Regions from separate parts of the Homo sapiens genome. Here region 1 is linked to region 2. Evidence: read pairs that join two places in POLR2A ChIA-PET (ENCODE). Cell type or tissue: PC-3. All regions are shown on one strand.

The links. ChIA-PET counts read pairs that join two places held together with the same protein. Peaks named below come from ENCODE experiments on the same cell type or tissue, not always from the same donor. Only the 100,000 strongest peaks of a DNase experiment are listed, where the experiment ranks them.
Region 1: POLR2A ChIA-PET joins it to region 2 with 5 read pairs; 2 of 35 experiments call an interaction of 5 or more read pairs at or near these places.

What each region holds. Positions count from the first base shown.
Region 1 is chr6:72,235,054-72,243,053 of GRCh38, reverse strand. RIMS1 (regulating synaptic membrane exocytosis 1) reads right to left here. Exons shown (of 34, transcript NM_014989.7): 8 at 7,326-7,436; 9 at 5,132-5,231; 10 at 617-740. Among named protein-coding and RNA genes, the nearest start is that of RIMS1, 350 kb to the right of the region's middle. In PC-3, no CTCF peak of the experiment used is centred here; a DNase peak (open chromatin) is centred at 3,933; H3K27ac peaks cover 400 bases.
Region 2 is chr6:72,176,136-72,184,135 of GRCh38, reverse strand. It overlaps RIMS1 (regulating synaptic membrane exocytosis 1), which reads right to left. Exons shown (of 34, transcript NM_014989.7): 5 at 4,221-4,561; 6 at 987-1,852. Among named protein-coding and RNA genes, the nearest start is that of RIMS1, 290 kb to the right of the region's middle. RefSeq lists an enhancer at 937-1,076. In PC-3, no CTCF peak of the experiment used is centred here; no DNase peak of the experiment used is centred here; H3K4me3 peaks cover 1,254 bases; H3K27me3 peaks cover 1,150 bases.

The DNA of each region.
Region 1 (8,000 bases), 59 kb before region 2:
CGATATGGGGAAATCTATATACATACATAGAAAATATCCCACTGGCTATAGATAATTAAATTGTACTGAAAATTGAGGTTTTAAAAATATCATTATGACCAATTAAAATGTTAAAATATTTAATACTTCTTGCTTGATTTTAAATAAAAGTTGAAATTACTCATGGTTAAAGAGACAGAAAAAATATTTTATTCTTTCGTAGAATAATAAAAAGTTCATGTAGACATATGAAATCATTAATATTTTAAATATCACAAGAAGAGGAGTTTGTTAGTGCCTCTCTTAAAGGAAATACTACTTATTAAATTAGAATTACTTAAATATATCTGCCATTAAAAGAAAATATTTTACTTTATATTTCACTTGCAAAAAGTACATATTGATATTTTTTGATATTACAATTGTTAAAGTGTGGAGCTTCTAAAATGTAGTGAAGTAAACTCAGTATTCCAGTTAAAAAATTAAGAAATTTTTAGTAATCTAAAAATGTATGCCCATAATTGATGCAAAAACTATCCATGTTAACATGTACTGTATGAATGTATAAAATTCTTTTTAAAACCCTACTAATACATGTAATTTACTAAACTTAAGAAGTAAGTTTTTTTAGCCTTACCCAATAGGCCTTGAAACAATAATTTCAACTTGAGGTTCTGATTTTGATTCTAAAATAATGTTGTAAACTTCTTCATTTGTAGCTCCCGGCAGGGGTTTACCATTCCATTCTAGAACTTCATCCCCTTGAATTTAAAAAAAAGGGTATTTTTTTACCTTATATATTCTGTTTATTTTTCGTATCTTTTCTCTTTTTTAACAAAGAAATGCAAAACATATACAAATAGTTTAATTGTCTAGGCTCTGCTTTCAAAAGCAAATTGATTGCCATATAATGTCAGCTAAATGGTTCTTCTAAACACTTTTTCTTTTCTTTTGTTTTTCTTTTTTTCCCCCAGAATATTACTGGTGACTGGAAACAGTACAATACAAAACTACCTTTATCTTTTGAGATATACCAGAAATCATATAAAAATAATCTCATGCTATGGGATGGAATTAGCACAGCCTATTTGGAAACATTAAAAAATAATAATTAGCAGCATGCCCTCCATATAATAAATGTAGGCGGCTCTATTTTTGAAAGATTCTTATTAAACTGTGCATAAATCCTGTTTTATTTTTGGAAGAAAGAGCAATTAATATTTGTTAGCATGAATTTCCCAATTACAAGTCATGCTTCAGTGTCTTCACCAGATGCACAACAGAATAAAAATGCATGAAAGGATTTGAATTCACACCCATCAGTTAACGCAGGTAGCTATGGCAAAATTACAAAGCAAGCAGATGTAAAACTGTTGCATGACAGTCAACCCACTTCCAGATGTTCAAAACACATATGTACTATACATAATCTATATTGTGAACATTAAAGTACAATTAGAACACACTTTAAAATAACCAAACATTAATACAGTACATAGTTGTTAAATATTCTAAGATTAATCAAGGGGAGTTAAAAGATGTTGCATTAAAAAAATACAGGCTAACAACTTACAGTTGTTATTTTAACTAGGGTTTTCACACCATAGGTCACGTGAAAAAAAGTATTTATTTTCATAAATATTTAAGAAGTTGTAGGTACCAAACGGTTCTCTGCCTTAGACTCTTCACTTCAAAATGGTAGTCTCAGCTGAAATATTTCAACCTCGATGCACTGAGGTGTCTTAATTTGTTGATGCTCATGCTTATTTTGTTGTTCTCAGTGTCTAGAACATTTTATGAGCAAAGTAAATTTGTGTTGAAATACTGGATCAATATCATCAGTATACATTTTATAGCCAAGTATAAGCATAAAATCTTTTCAATGTATACCTAGAATTTTTTAAATAAAAGTAGGAAAATTGCTTTGCTAGTATTACTTTAAAGTAATTATTTTTTCCAATTGTTTGCTCACTGAAGAGTAAAAAGTAAATATGCAAAAAGTACATGATGCTGCTTTGGTTTGGTAAAATACTATGGTAATCACCAATTCTTTTTTTTGAGATGGAGTTTCACTCCTGTTGCCCAGGCTAGAGTGCAGTGGCGCAATCTCGGCTCACTGCAACCTCCGCCTCCCAGGTTCAAGCGATCCTCCTGCCTCAGCCTCCTGAGTAGCTAGGATTACAAGCATGCACCACCACGCCCAGCTAATTTTTGTATTTTTAGTAGAGACGGGGTTTCACCATGTTGGCCAGGCTGGCCAGGTCTCCTGAACTCCTAAACTCAGGTGATGCACCCACCTCAGCCTCCCAAAGTGCTGGGATTACAGGTGTGAGTCACCGTGCCCGGCCACCAATTCTAATAGACTGCCCTAAGCTGTTACCTAGAAAAGCTTTTCAAATAGGCAATGAATATACTTCACTGTAAAAAAAAAAAAAAAAAAAAAAGAAAAAAGAAATATAATAATTACAAATTTATAATATATTAAGAGTGCTTTCAAAATATTTTGACCAAGAAACAAAGTTGACATCATGATCCTGTACACATATAATATGAACATGTATATATGTGCGTGTGTATATATATTCATATTATATGAGTACATACATATATATATACACTAAAAAACATTTATGAAACAATACTTACCCTGATTTTTCTATTCTATTATGTTCTACTTCAATTTTTTAAAGTGGTAGATGCAAACGATTAAATTGATTTTACTACCCAATAATGAGCTGCAACCAGCAGTTTGCAAAAGCACTGCATTTTAAAACTCTCCTTTTTATAAGCGGCAACCTGGACGCATAACTTTTAATATCAAATTAAGTTAATACATACGTTTATTTACAGATTAATAATTCCTAAACCATAATGCTTTTTTTACATTATTTATGTATGGATAATCAAGCAGGGATGTAGACAATGAGGGTACAAAGATGAAAATGACATTTTATCTGTCTTTAAATTTGGTCATGAAGAAATGATAAAGAAACAACTCTAATAAAATATTTTATATGCAACAATAGAAGTTCATTTGAGGACCAGAAATAGAGTCAAGTGGTGCCAGGGACATAGTAGTTAGTTATTGTTCCAGGTGAGATATTAGGAACCACTTCAGAATTAAGGCAACTTCAGATGAATTGTGAAGGATGGAAAGGCCTTCAACAGGAGTGGTAGAAAACTAGGTAGACAAGAGGCATTGACCACATCTTCTAGGTGGGAAACAGCCTGACAGGAACCTACAGGTGGACCAACATCCTGGACAGCTGAAAGTGTTAGTAGAGGACAAGGCTACAGAGCTTTGACTTGAACAAATGATAACTAGGAAACACCGAAGGATCTTCATAATAAACAGAGTGTCAGTGTCATTTTTGTGTTTTAGAAGGTTAAATGAAGTAGCAGTAGAGTGCACAGACTTAAAGCGGGGCAGGACTGGATAAAGATATTGCAAGATTAAAACAAGATTGCAAATGTTAAATAAAAGTCACATTGATTGCACCGTAGTTTTATAGGCTAAGGATGTTTATATGCAAATAATTCTATTTGCATAAATGCAAATATTTAGTCAGTTCCTAAATTATAATGTAAATCAAATAGGATATATGATTGAGTCTGCAAAATCACTTCACTTTCTTCGAATACATAAATTGCTTAGAATGAAAAGTACACTTGTCTGTTTTATAGTTCTTTAAGTTGAGCTTTTAACATTTCAGATTTAAGTTTCTCAGGCTCTTGGCTCATAAGGGTGTTAAATGAAATGAATCACTAACAGATATTTTATATAGAACACCCCTCTTCTTTTACTTCCTAAGTAACTTCCTATTAAAACATAATAATGTGTTTATAATGTGTATATAATGTTTATAATGTGGTCTGCAAACTCAGGTTTCTGTAGTTAAAGTTATTTTACATTAGCCAACAAGGGATTCTCAGACTTTCTGAGGCTTATTTTTGAGTCATTAGACAAACACACACTCAGTTTACTGACAGAGTCAACCCTGATTGAGTTATTTTCCTACTGAATCATAACTGGTCCTTCATAAGAAATAACAGTGTAACATATCTCTATACATATTCAAAGTTGTATAGCAAATGGAGAAAAATCCGATTAGAGTTTTCTTCCTATACACCTGCACAGCAAGTCCTTGTCAAATTAAAAAAAAAATGAAAATGATTTTGAACTGATATCCTGGTAAACAAATATACTGAAAAGTCTTTAAGAGTCCTAGAATATTTTGCCAAAGTTTTCAAGAATCACAAACTTAAGGTTTAAAAGTTAAGAATATCACCTGGAAATGTACTCTTTGTGTTATGGGTTATTAATCTTTAATTCTACAGCTCAGCCAACTCTGTTTCCTTTATAGTTGTCTGGCAAATACATAAACAGCCATCTAACCAAAAGATTTCTACTAAGCTCTGCAGTCAAGTCAACTGGAAGAAATATTTTAATGTGATTTTAACAAAAATGAAAAGCAAACAATTTACCAAAAATGGATTTTAAAATGTGTTACTATTTAATATATGATACATTTACATATATTAAATAATTTCATTGTGTCATGTTCAGTTATAGGGCAACAAAAATAAATTTCTAAATACCAAGAATTAGCACATCTACATGAGTCACTTTTAAATTTACTAATATTTTATTATACAATCTGTATAAGAAATGTGATTATGATTATGCTTTATAAAAAACACTGCCCCTGAATAAGTGTTTTAGGACCACTCTGAAAAAAATTTGGTAATTACTGTAGCTTAAAATATAAACTAAATAACTAAATAGTGATATAAGATTTTTTTCTCAAAGATAAATTGTTTTAGATTTCAAGTTTTGTAGCATTATGACATCATCTACAAAGATGAGTAATTCTTCTATATTTTACATCTATTTATTTTTATAAAAAGAAGATTCCTACCCTTACTCTCCAGATTGCTGCTGATGTAGAGTTACTTATTATTGCAATTGGTAAATATTTATATCAGGAAATAAGTCTTTATTCGTGCATTAAAATTTAGTGACTTAATTGATATATACATACATACATGTATGTATGTATGTATATATAAAACTAACCCCAAATTGAAAACCACCAATTCATGTTCATGCATGGAGAACACACTGTTTAAATATTAAAAAAAGAAACTTTACCTGCTCTTAGGTGTCCAACTACATCTGCTAGGCTACCCTTCTTTACTTTGGTGATGAAAGCACCAAGTCGTCCTAAGTCAGTCATTTTTCCTCCAACAACCTGGATAATTACAAATTTATAAGTTTCCAAGACTCATACTAAAACATAAGCTTATTAGTTTGAGGAATTAATCCTACATTCTTTTATGATACACTTGAAATTGCATGTAGAAACATTAATGAAGTGAAGCACTTTTTTTTTTTTTTTGAGATGGGATCTTGCTCTGTCACCCAGGATGGAATGCAGTGGCATGATCACAGCTCACTGCAGCCTCGACCTCCCAGGCTCAAGTGATCCTTTAACTTTGGCCTACCAAGTAGCCTAGACCACAGGCATACACCACCACGCCCAGCTAATTTTTAAAATTATTTGTAGAGACAAGGTCTTGCCATGTTGCCCAGACTGATCTTGAACTCCCGGGCTCAAGCAGTCCTCCTGCCTCGGCCTCCCAAAGTGTTGAGATTACAGGTGTGAGCCACCAGGGCTTCACCTACATTTTTGATTAAAGTAGCTGGGAGCACAGTTTTGAAAACAAAACATCTCATATTTGAGATGACTATGTGTCCTAAGGAAGTTTGTGTACTGATTTCTTTCTTTCTCTTTTCTTTCTTTCCCTTCCTCCCTCCCTCCCTTCCTTCCTTCCTTTTTTTTTTCTCTCTCTCTCTCTTTCTATTTTTGAGACAAGGCCTCACTCTGTCACCCACAGAGGAGTGTGTTGATGTGATCATAGATGGCTGCAGCCGTGAACTCCCAGGCTCAAGTGTTGCTCCCACCTCAGGCTCCCAAATAGCTGGGACTACAGGCATGTGCAGACACTACAGTCAGATAATTTTTTAATTTTAATTTTGTAGAGAAGGGGTCTCGCTATGTTGACCAGGCTGGTTCCTAACTCCTGGGCTCAAGTGACCCTCTCACCTTTGCCTTCCAAAGTGTTGAGATTAAAGGCATGAGCCACTGCACCCAGGCTGTAGTGATTTCTTAAAAGCAAGCTTGTCCAACCCGCTGTCAGTGGGCCACAAGTGGCCCAGGATGACTTTGAATGTGGCCCAATAGAAATTTGTTAACTTCCTTAAAACATTGCTTTTTTTTTTTTTTTTTTAGCTCATCAGCTATTGTTAGTGTTGATGTACTTTAAGTGTGACCCAAGACAATTTTTCTTCTTCCAATGTTGCTCAGGGAAGCTAAAAGATTAAATAGCCCTGTCTTAAAGTGACCTAACAATAAAAGGGCACCATAAATAATGCATATACATAGAAGACAGGTGCCAGGTCTTCCCTACTTAGTATCAAACAGCAAGTGTTTGACACTGTTTACATTAAAATTCATTTTTCTTTATCATCCAAATTCATGTGTACCAGTTGAATTATTATTTCTACATGAAGATAATATCCCATTGTCAAGATCAGTTCTTGATCAGATCTTAATCTCTTTTGTATATGTGTAGTAAAATGTAGGTCTATGACTATAAAGACTGTAGATTCAAAGCAAGAAAATGACACCTTTGGGAAGCAATTTACCATTGTGCAAAGCTTAATAGCCTAAATGCATCTCTGCAGCTGACCATCTCATCTGAAACATGTATCTATGCCCATAAGACTATCAAAGTCTGAGTTTTATTATAGAATATTTTAAAATCTATGTTTAAGTTCTTCCAATGCAGGGGCTCAAATATATATAATTTAAAATGAAGAGAATATCACCAAAAGTTGAGATTCATCCACAATTCTTAGTGGCATACCCATTAGTGGAGGTAATCAGAATTATTTCATAGCAGGAGTAATTAATGGTAATAATCAATAAGACAGCACTATTAAGTACATTAATTTTTAAAAAATTCTTACAAAACTATTGTAATTAGAAAGTGATCCCTTTAATGATGTTTATGTTGCTGCTTAAGTTACAACAAAAGTCCACATTACCTATGCTACTTTCCATTTAAATCTTTTTAATGCAAAAAATCATCCTGAACTTTATAGTCAGAATACATTAGTTTCCCTAAATTTTATTCAATTTTCCTAACATATCTATATGCTATATCAATAAAATTATATAAAATATTTAAATGACATTTAAAAATCATTGCCAGAAACTCCGATGAATGCAGACCATACTGTAATTCACCCTTTAAGAAACATTTTAAACCAGCATACTTACTTTCAGACCCAGCAATGCACCTGAGTCTTTGGGCATGGTTGTTCTCTTGTTAAGAATAACACGTCCAATTAATCGGTCCCCCTCTTTAGATGGTTGCCACGTTACAGGATGCTGTTAAAACATGAATGAGTTTAAAAAGTAATATATACAGAATGTAATGCATTCAGCTATAAAAAGAATGAAGTCTTGTCATTAGAGGTAACATGGATAGAACTGCAGAACATTATGTTAAGTGAAATAAGCCAGGAACATGTTAGTTCCCGCATGAAAGTTAAACACTGCATGTTCTCACTCACATGTGGAAGCTAAAAAAACGTTGATGTTGTAGTAGTACAAAGTAAAATAGAGGATAATAGAGGCTGGGAAGGTAGGGAGAAGGAAAGGGTAGGGAGAGATTTGTTAAAGAATATACAATTACAGCTATACAGGAGGAATAAGTTCTGGTGTTCTATAGCATTATAGGATGACTATAGTTAATAATATATAGTTTCCAAAAGCTAGAAGGAGGACATTGAATGTTCCCAATACAAAGAAATGATAAATGTTTGAGATGATGGATATGCTAATTACCCTGATGTGATCACTATACATTATAGGTACTGACACATCACTATGCACTGCATAAATATGTACAATTATTGTGTCAATTAAAAAATAAAATAAAAGAGAATAGGA
Region 2 (8,000 bases):
GATACCACGCAATTTACTGGAGAAAGAAACTGCTCAAAGGGAGATGATAAGCATCACAGGGCATTTTAAAGTGGTGCTCGCAACACTAAAATCACTGGAAGAGGCTAAGGAAATTATTACAGTAATACAGTATGCACTACAGTTAATTTCATGCAGCTATGATTTAATACCGCATGTTTACATATTTACATTTCTTCCCACTGCAAATGGCGCCACGTAGTCTATAAGTGTGTGTTTAAGGTTTTATCATTTTTAACTTTTTATAATAGATTCATGTACATTTTATGATAGCAAATGATAAAACAGACTAGTATCTATATATATAGTATGCATTCATGACATACCTAACTTTTTCTTATTTTATTAAAATATTGCCAGGCTACCCGGTTCGTCCACAAGTTTTTAAAATTGCTGCAATTCTCAAAAAAAAAATCCAGTATATTTATTGAAAAAACATCCATATATAAGTGGACCCATGCAGTTCAAATCCGTATTGTCCAAGAATAAACTGTAATCTGTTCACAAATTGTGAGAAAGGTTAATTTGAAGTTTGAAAAAAAAAAAAACTACCTTTGCAACTGTAATATTACGTAACTGATGTGGTTTTTTTTTAATGTCTACTTCCTTTATAAGGCATAATTTTCATTTTCTAGCAAACAAATTGTTTTTCACAGAATAATAAATCCACTCTAAAATAATATCTTAAAAATATTAGACTGCATACCAAATTTACCAGAATGACAGAATGCAAAATCACCAAGAACTTTTGTAGCCTAAGTTTGGAGCTTGTTGTGTTTTAAAATCCCACAAATCAATCAATAAAATTAAATTAATAAAAATAAGACCTTCCACTGGCGGTAACGCTATCTTATCTGTGAGCATTCCCAGCCTCAATGCTGAACCCAGCAACTAGCCTAGCACCTGCACCTCTGCCCACGCCTCTTCACTTGGCTGAAGTCCCCGCACGGCCGGCGCCGCCCCCTTACCTTTCTCGCTGACGCTCTCGCTCTCCAGCTCCACGTCCTCGCAGCTGGTGTACTCGGGCGTCGACACGCCCTCCTCCTCAGAGCTGCTCACCGACATCTGCCGCTTCTTGCCGCCTCTCTTGGACCGGTGCGGCTTGGGCGGGGACGGCCGCACCGACTCGGACTGGTCTGAGCTCAAAGAGTCGTTCCGCAGCATGGTCTCCACCTTCTCGCGCTTGGCCTTCCGCATGAGGACCGCCGAGCTGGGGTCCAGGCGGCTCTGCTTCCTGAGGGGCTCCTGGGCTTTGAGCTCCGGGGCTTCTGCGGGAACCGGCCCATGTCTGGGCGCCGGCGGGCTGTGGTTCGTTAGCTGCTTGGCGCCCGGCGCCCTGGTCTCCGCAGTTCTCTCAGCCGAGTAAGCCCGCGGCGAGTCCGGCGGCGAGGCCCTGGCTGCCGCCGGCGCGCGTTTGCCGGCCTTGCCCTCCGGCAGCGCCGCGCCCGCCTCGGTGCGCGGGAGCGCCACGTCGCTGTGGCGCCGCTCGTGCCTGGCGCGGGACACCCGGGCGTGCATGCGCATCTGCTGCTCCTCAGGCGGCGGTTTCACCGGGTACCGAGCTAGGTTCGGGTCGCTGCGGTACCTGGTCTGATAATCCTCCTCTTTTCTTTGCTTTTCCTCATCCGCCGCTTTGCCCTCATCCCGTTTTTCCGGCGTGTCTGGGTAATCCTGTGATCGCCCTTTCTCAAGCCTTCGGCTTTCCCGCCTTTCTTTGCGCTCCCGTTCTTCGACGGCCCCCTCCACGGGCTGCGCTGAGGTCTTTGGCACGCGTTTCCGCTCGCTCTTCAGGGCTCCTTTGCCATTCTGCTCGGAAAGCCCTGGGGTCTTCTTTCTATGATATACAAAGGAACGTCAAGGAGAGCAATTTATAAAGACTAGACATAAAAAACATGTTTTCTTCTCATTCCAGTCTTAAATCATTTCAGTTACAATAATTAGTTATAGGGATTTGGATCTGAAGGTGGAACTGTAAGGGTGTTGGAATTTTACAAGGTAAGGGATCTAATGGGAACACATATTAATTATTACCAAATATAGTTTTCATAAGAGTGTCATGCTTGTACTACATTTAGCAGCTCATTGAAGCATAGTTGCTCTTGTTAGAAGTTTACATTGAATCAATTTACTTTTCTTGAAATGCTGAAAAATACTTACCTTGCAAGGTTCATGTGAGGATTAGAGACACCATCTGTGAAGATGTTTTATGAAAGGGTAGAGTGTCATGCAAATGGAAGGAGTTCTCCAGTGTCTCTGATTCTTTGCTCTACTAATTATACTTTTTCTCATCTCTACCTTTAATTTTCTGTTTCTAACTCCTTGACAGTACAAAATACGGTCAAGAATTCTTCAGTAATTTAAAACAAATAAACAGTGTCTCTTTCAATCTTGCTTCTCCCTGAAGTTGCCCAGCTCTTTACACTGGCCACCTCTCTTCCTGCTTCTGTACTTCCCAATTCCTCATTGCTTTCCTGTGAATTTATATCATTAGTAAAGTTATTTGTCCCTATCAATCTTCTTCAAATTTTAACTAAAAAGTCAGAACAAAAAGTATCTATTCAGCCCTTGTTCTTGAAATTTTTATAGTTTTTCACTATATGTCAAAAACAGAACTCTTTTCTCTTTAGAAACTTTACAGCTCCAAATTCTCTATCTTATTTAAAGATATCATCTTCCAACCAGTTCCAAACTGCAGCTTCAGTATTTTTGTCTCTTCTTCTCCCACAACAATTTGTCACCAAATGCTATTAATTCTACGTTCCCTGAGATATCTCTGGTGTCCTTTCTATCCTTTCTCCAAATAGCTTAGTAACACTCATTCTCTTGTACTGCCCTCTTATACGCTGTGTAGCTCCCCTACAACTCCTGAGTATCTTACAAAGCTTAATTGAGAAGTCACTTCCTCTTTCCTAGGGCTCTCAAAATACTATACATATTGCCTAGCTTTGATCAAATTAGCATCCTTGTTAATTACCTAGGTGTCTGTCTTCCCTAGAATAGTGTGTGGTCTCTTCCCTAGGATTTGTCAGAAAAGGGACCATGTATGTTCTAATCATCTTTATGCCCTCTGGTTCCTGGCACAGTGTTTATCTGTAGTAAATACACAATGACTACTGGCTTGAATAATAGCTACATTCACTGAAAGCCTACTATGTGCCAGCTTGGGAACACATGTTCTCTTTTAATACCTGCCACAACCCTGCAAGTGAGTTTTTACTGCCTATTGTGGCAGAGCCAGGACTAGAATCCAGACCTATTTAACTTTGAAGTCCTTGATCTTTTACTGTATGGGCTTTGCTTGAAAAGGGGTTCAAAAGCTTTCCTTGGAGCCTCCTTTCTCCAAGTAATGGTTACACATACAAAAACAATAAGCCCAGTCTAGGTGCTAACAAAAGTCCTGGCCCCAAAATCATGAGCCTCATGAAGATAAGGGCTCTGTCTTCTTTGTCAACACTTTTTCCCAGTGCATAGCTTCATGTTTGCCCATGAATACATTTTTGAATGAATCAATCAAAGTAAATAATCTGATCATATTCGTCCCTGTTTAAATATTCAGTGGCTTCCCTTTCACCTACAATAAAAGCTATAAAATGTAACCTGTCCCTTCACCACCTCACCAGCCTTTTCTCCTCCACATTGCCTCTGCTACTTGCACTGTAGCCAGCAGCTATCCTTTAGGAGGCCCTCACGTTGGGCTTGTTCCTTCAGGCCATGTGCCTGTGCAGATACCTGGAGCACCCATCCTTCCCTTCTCCTGGTTAATTTCAAAGTCACTCTTTAGAGCTCAGCATAAAAGAAATACCCTTAAAGAAGGCTTCTCTGATGTGTCCACATACTTTCTGATAGGTCAGATTCCCCCATCACATCCTCTCAGAGCACACTTTTAATTAAAGGGCTAGGTTTATAAGTGAAACATGATCTAAGAGCTTTTCTGAGTTCATCATTGGAAGTTGGTAGCTCAGCTGGGTGACTTAGTTCATGTTTACATCTGTGCATGATATGAAAGAAATGCTTTCAACAAAGGTCTCCTAAGGAATACATTCTAGAGATAGACAACGCCCCTCAGGCCTTTTGTTTTTCCATGTGGGGCCTGAGAAGTACTACTTCCACATATTCCTCGTAATAGAAGTTAAATTCTTGAAAACGGCTTTGCTCTCCTAGCAAAATCTTGCCTTTTGCTTACAGGGTGAAAGAACTATTACCTCTCTCTAGGAGGTTCACTTCTAGACCTGGATGAAGCCTGCTTCTGTTCAGGCCCCAAGGCTTGCTGCGAGGGCTCAGCCCCTTTGCTCCTGTCTGGTGGTGCGCTGGGAGGAGCAGCATCCTGGGAGGAGGCAGCTGCTGTGCTTAGGGGTGTCTGAGACCGCGATCGCTCTTGGAGTCGTGCTTTCTTTTCTCTTGGTACCTCAGAGCCAGCACCTGTAGCTGTATCACTCAGGGTTCCATCCTGACTTGTCTGCTGAGGGCCACTTCCAAAGAACCATGCCCCAGATTTGGTTAAGATTTCTTGTTGCTTTCGACATAAATTGCATACCCACATAACCTATTTGAAGAAGAAAGAACAATATAAATTTTTATGCCCTCTTGGAAATAATTTTTCAGTATCTTAAAATATATTTAAGAAAAAAAGAACAGTATTCATTTTCATATTTATCCTTGCAAATTTCTTGTGAAAATGGTCCTCCCACAAGTCACAGTCAAATATATGAATGCCTAGACAGGGACTTGTCTGAGACTAGAGAGCCTCTCAGCAGCCAGAGTAGAGGTTTTTTCTCAGCATTTCTGATTTGATTATTCTGAATTTCCTTTTACCATATATCTGTCATATTTTTTATAATTGACTCTGGAGTGTTAGCAAAAATGTTCTAAGCAAGGTAGTTAACTGATTAGAAAAATGTTACCAGGAAAAAAAAAGAAAAATGTTACCAGGAACTACAGAATCAGTACGTAAATACATAAACCTCAGTACTTGCAAGTATTTTTAAAAAGTCTGTCTTTTCAAAAATCACCCACAATTAAAGGCAATATTAAAAATATTCACATAGAAGAAACATACAAAGTAAGCACACAAAAAAGGTCAATGTGTATATTTTCTCTAGTTTCTTAGTGATAAACTAACCTTAAGCTTATTTATGCTATAAAATATAATTTTCCATGCACATATTTACTAAAGCAATAAATGTGACTCTGAGTTTATTCATATGTGACCACTCCAATGTAATGTTCCCCAAGGAGAGCTATTGGGGAACCATCATTTAGCAACATATCCACTGATAAATTATAAGATGTAGCACCACTTAAAATAAACTATATGTCTGTTCTCCATTTGATGACCTTTAAAATGAATGTAATAATGAGGACGATTATCATAATAAAAAATAATAATAGCAGCAATGACTAGCTGTCACAGGGCAAAGATAGGTGCTAACAGCTCCATGAGCTGTCTTTTCAAATATCCTCAGTACCTCTGTTTCTTTGTGCTGTGACTTTACATCGCTGCCTCAGTTACATGCCTCCAAAAGCACTTCAGGTGTTTTGTGTTTGTTTCTACTTCAGAAACTACCTCCACAGGAAAAACTAATTACCAAACTCTAGGCTTCCTTTTCACAAATACTGACTCAATCAACATGTACTCAAAAATATTGCATCAGGATGAATAAATCGTAGAAACATTAACTGATAAGTAATAGAAAATAGTAAAAGAAGCATTGTTTAGTAGGTCAAATGAAGAAAATGAACTACTGAAAATATTCAGATAAATGGGGAAAAACTGTAACTGTAGCCATAGAATAAGATGAAGCTAAAATAAGAATAAGAAAAAGACAGGAAAAAAGTAATACACTTTTTTAAAAGGAAAATACTGCAGGTGAATTAAGAACTGCTTTCCAGGAAAGAAAACTCAAATGAATTATAATATAGGAAAAATTAAGACTGAAGAGAAATACTTGCTATAAAAAATTTAAAATTCATGAAGGTTAATTGATTTATTTAGACTTTCCCAGTCATAAAATGAAGTGTACTAGGTTCAAAAAAGCAGTTAGGTATAATGTCTACACAAAGTATTATAACCAATATTACGGAATTCTCATCTACTAAGATGTCAAACAAGATGAACAATTCATTGCATAAACCTATATCAAAATAAGGATTTTATGGAAAGTAACTTCAATTTAAGTGCTAGCCAAATAAGGGTATATTTTACAAAATCTATTACTGAGTAGGTCCCTCAGAAGTCCTGATTGTTTGAACATGGACATATTAAGGGTAACATTAAAAGGTGCAGTACTCCAGGGCCAGGACCTTCATGAACAGTCAGTGACACTGAGTCTCTTCTGCCCAGAACCCTGAGTGGGGACAGGACGTGTGTGGTGGGAAGGTTTTGGTTGGTTGGTTTGTTTTTTGTCTCTTTAGCTGACAGACCATAATAAGAAAGTTTGAAATCATGTAATTCAACAAGACTGGTATGAAATTTTGACTATTTTACATCAAATAAGAAGACGTTAAATTTGTATTTCTCAGACTAATAGTAAGCAACTTATTATCATCATTTAAAGTAGGTTCTTTTCAGCCAGGTGTGGTGGCTGACACCTGTAATCCCAGCACTTTGGGAGGCTGAGGGGAGCAGATCTTCTGAGGTCAGGAGTTCGAGATCAGTCAGGCCAACATGGTGAAATCCCGTCTCTACTAAAAATACAAAACTTAGCCGGGCATGGTGGTGCATGCCTATAATCCCAGCTACTTGGGAGGCTGAGGCAGAAGAATCACTTGAACCCGGAAGGCAGAGGTTTCAGTGAGCTGAGATCCCGCCACTGTTCTCCAGCCTGGACGATAGAGCGAGACTCCATCTCAAAATAAATAATAAGAAATAAAATAAAATCAAGTAGGTTCTTTTCTACAGAAATATCAAGGTATACTTAGGATAAATATGCAGTTTTTAAAAAACCAGAAAACACAAATTTACAATTACAAAGTTTCTAAAATTGAATAAAGCTAAATAAAGAAGCAGAAAGGAGCACAATAATACTGATGAAGGGTAAAGGATACTCTTCATTTTACATTTGAATATTCTCTAGAAATTATTATCACAATCTTATTTTGATTGCTTCACATTTTTAAACGTTACAAAAAATGGGTCAATGAGAACTAACTGCCAGATTTGGGCATGTTCCAAATTTTGAGTATGTGCAGAACTGCTACCAGATCAATTAAAAGAAACACAATTTATTATTATTAAATAAGTTGAATTTTACAATTTAATTTCATTTCCAGTTTATTCAAAAGGTTACAATTAGTGACTATGTCAAAACAGCATAGGCATTTTAAATTCTATTCTTAAAATACTTTGTATTCATTTAAGTCTGTGATGCTTTGTTAATTTTTTTGTTTTTAACATTTAGTAAAATACTGTATAATTCCAAACTTTTTCTATGTCTTATTTCCTTGTACACCACAACATTTTTAAATTTGTATTTTTAAATTAACTATAAGTGTAGTCAATCCATCCTCCAAACTGAAAGTAAAATTAACCATGGCAATGTTAAAATATTTATTTTTATCAAAATATCACCTCCCAGTCTCTATTTTCAGTTCTACAAATTAATCATACCACAAATTTTACAAATAAAAAATAAATTGCTCATATAAGTTATAAAGAAAAATATATAAGATTACAATAGAATATTGTCATACATTTCAACACAGTTAATACCAAACATTGCAGACCTCTACAGTACATTTTTTGAAGTCAGTATTAAGTATTATATTTGCCTGAAGCTATAGATAATACAAGAGTGCTGTAGGGAGTCATTTTTAACAGATTTTTTTTTAGAAAAGAGGATAAGACGTAACTTTGCCTACAAAAAAATGCTATTTATTTAAAGCACACAAACACACCTTTTAGAAATTGCACTATGCAGGATTATACCCTGATTAAATACCCTGGGATGTGTTCCAAACTAATCTAAACTAAAGTAGGCCTGTGC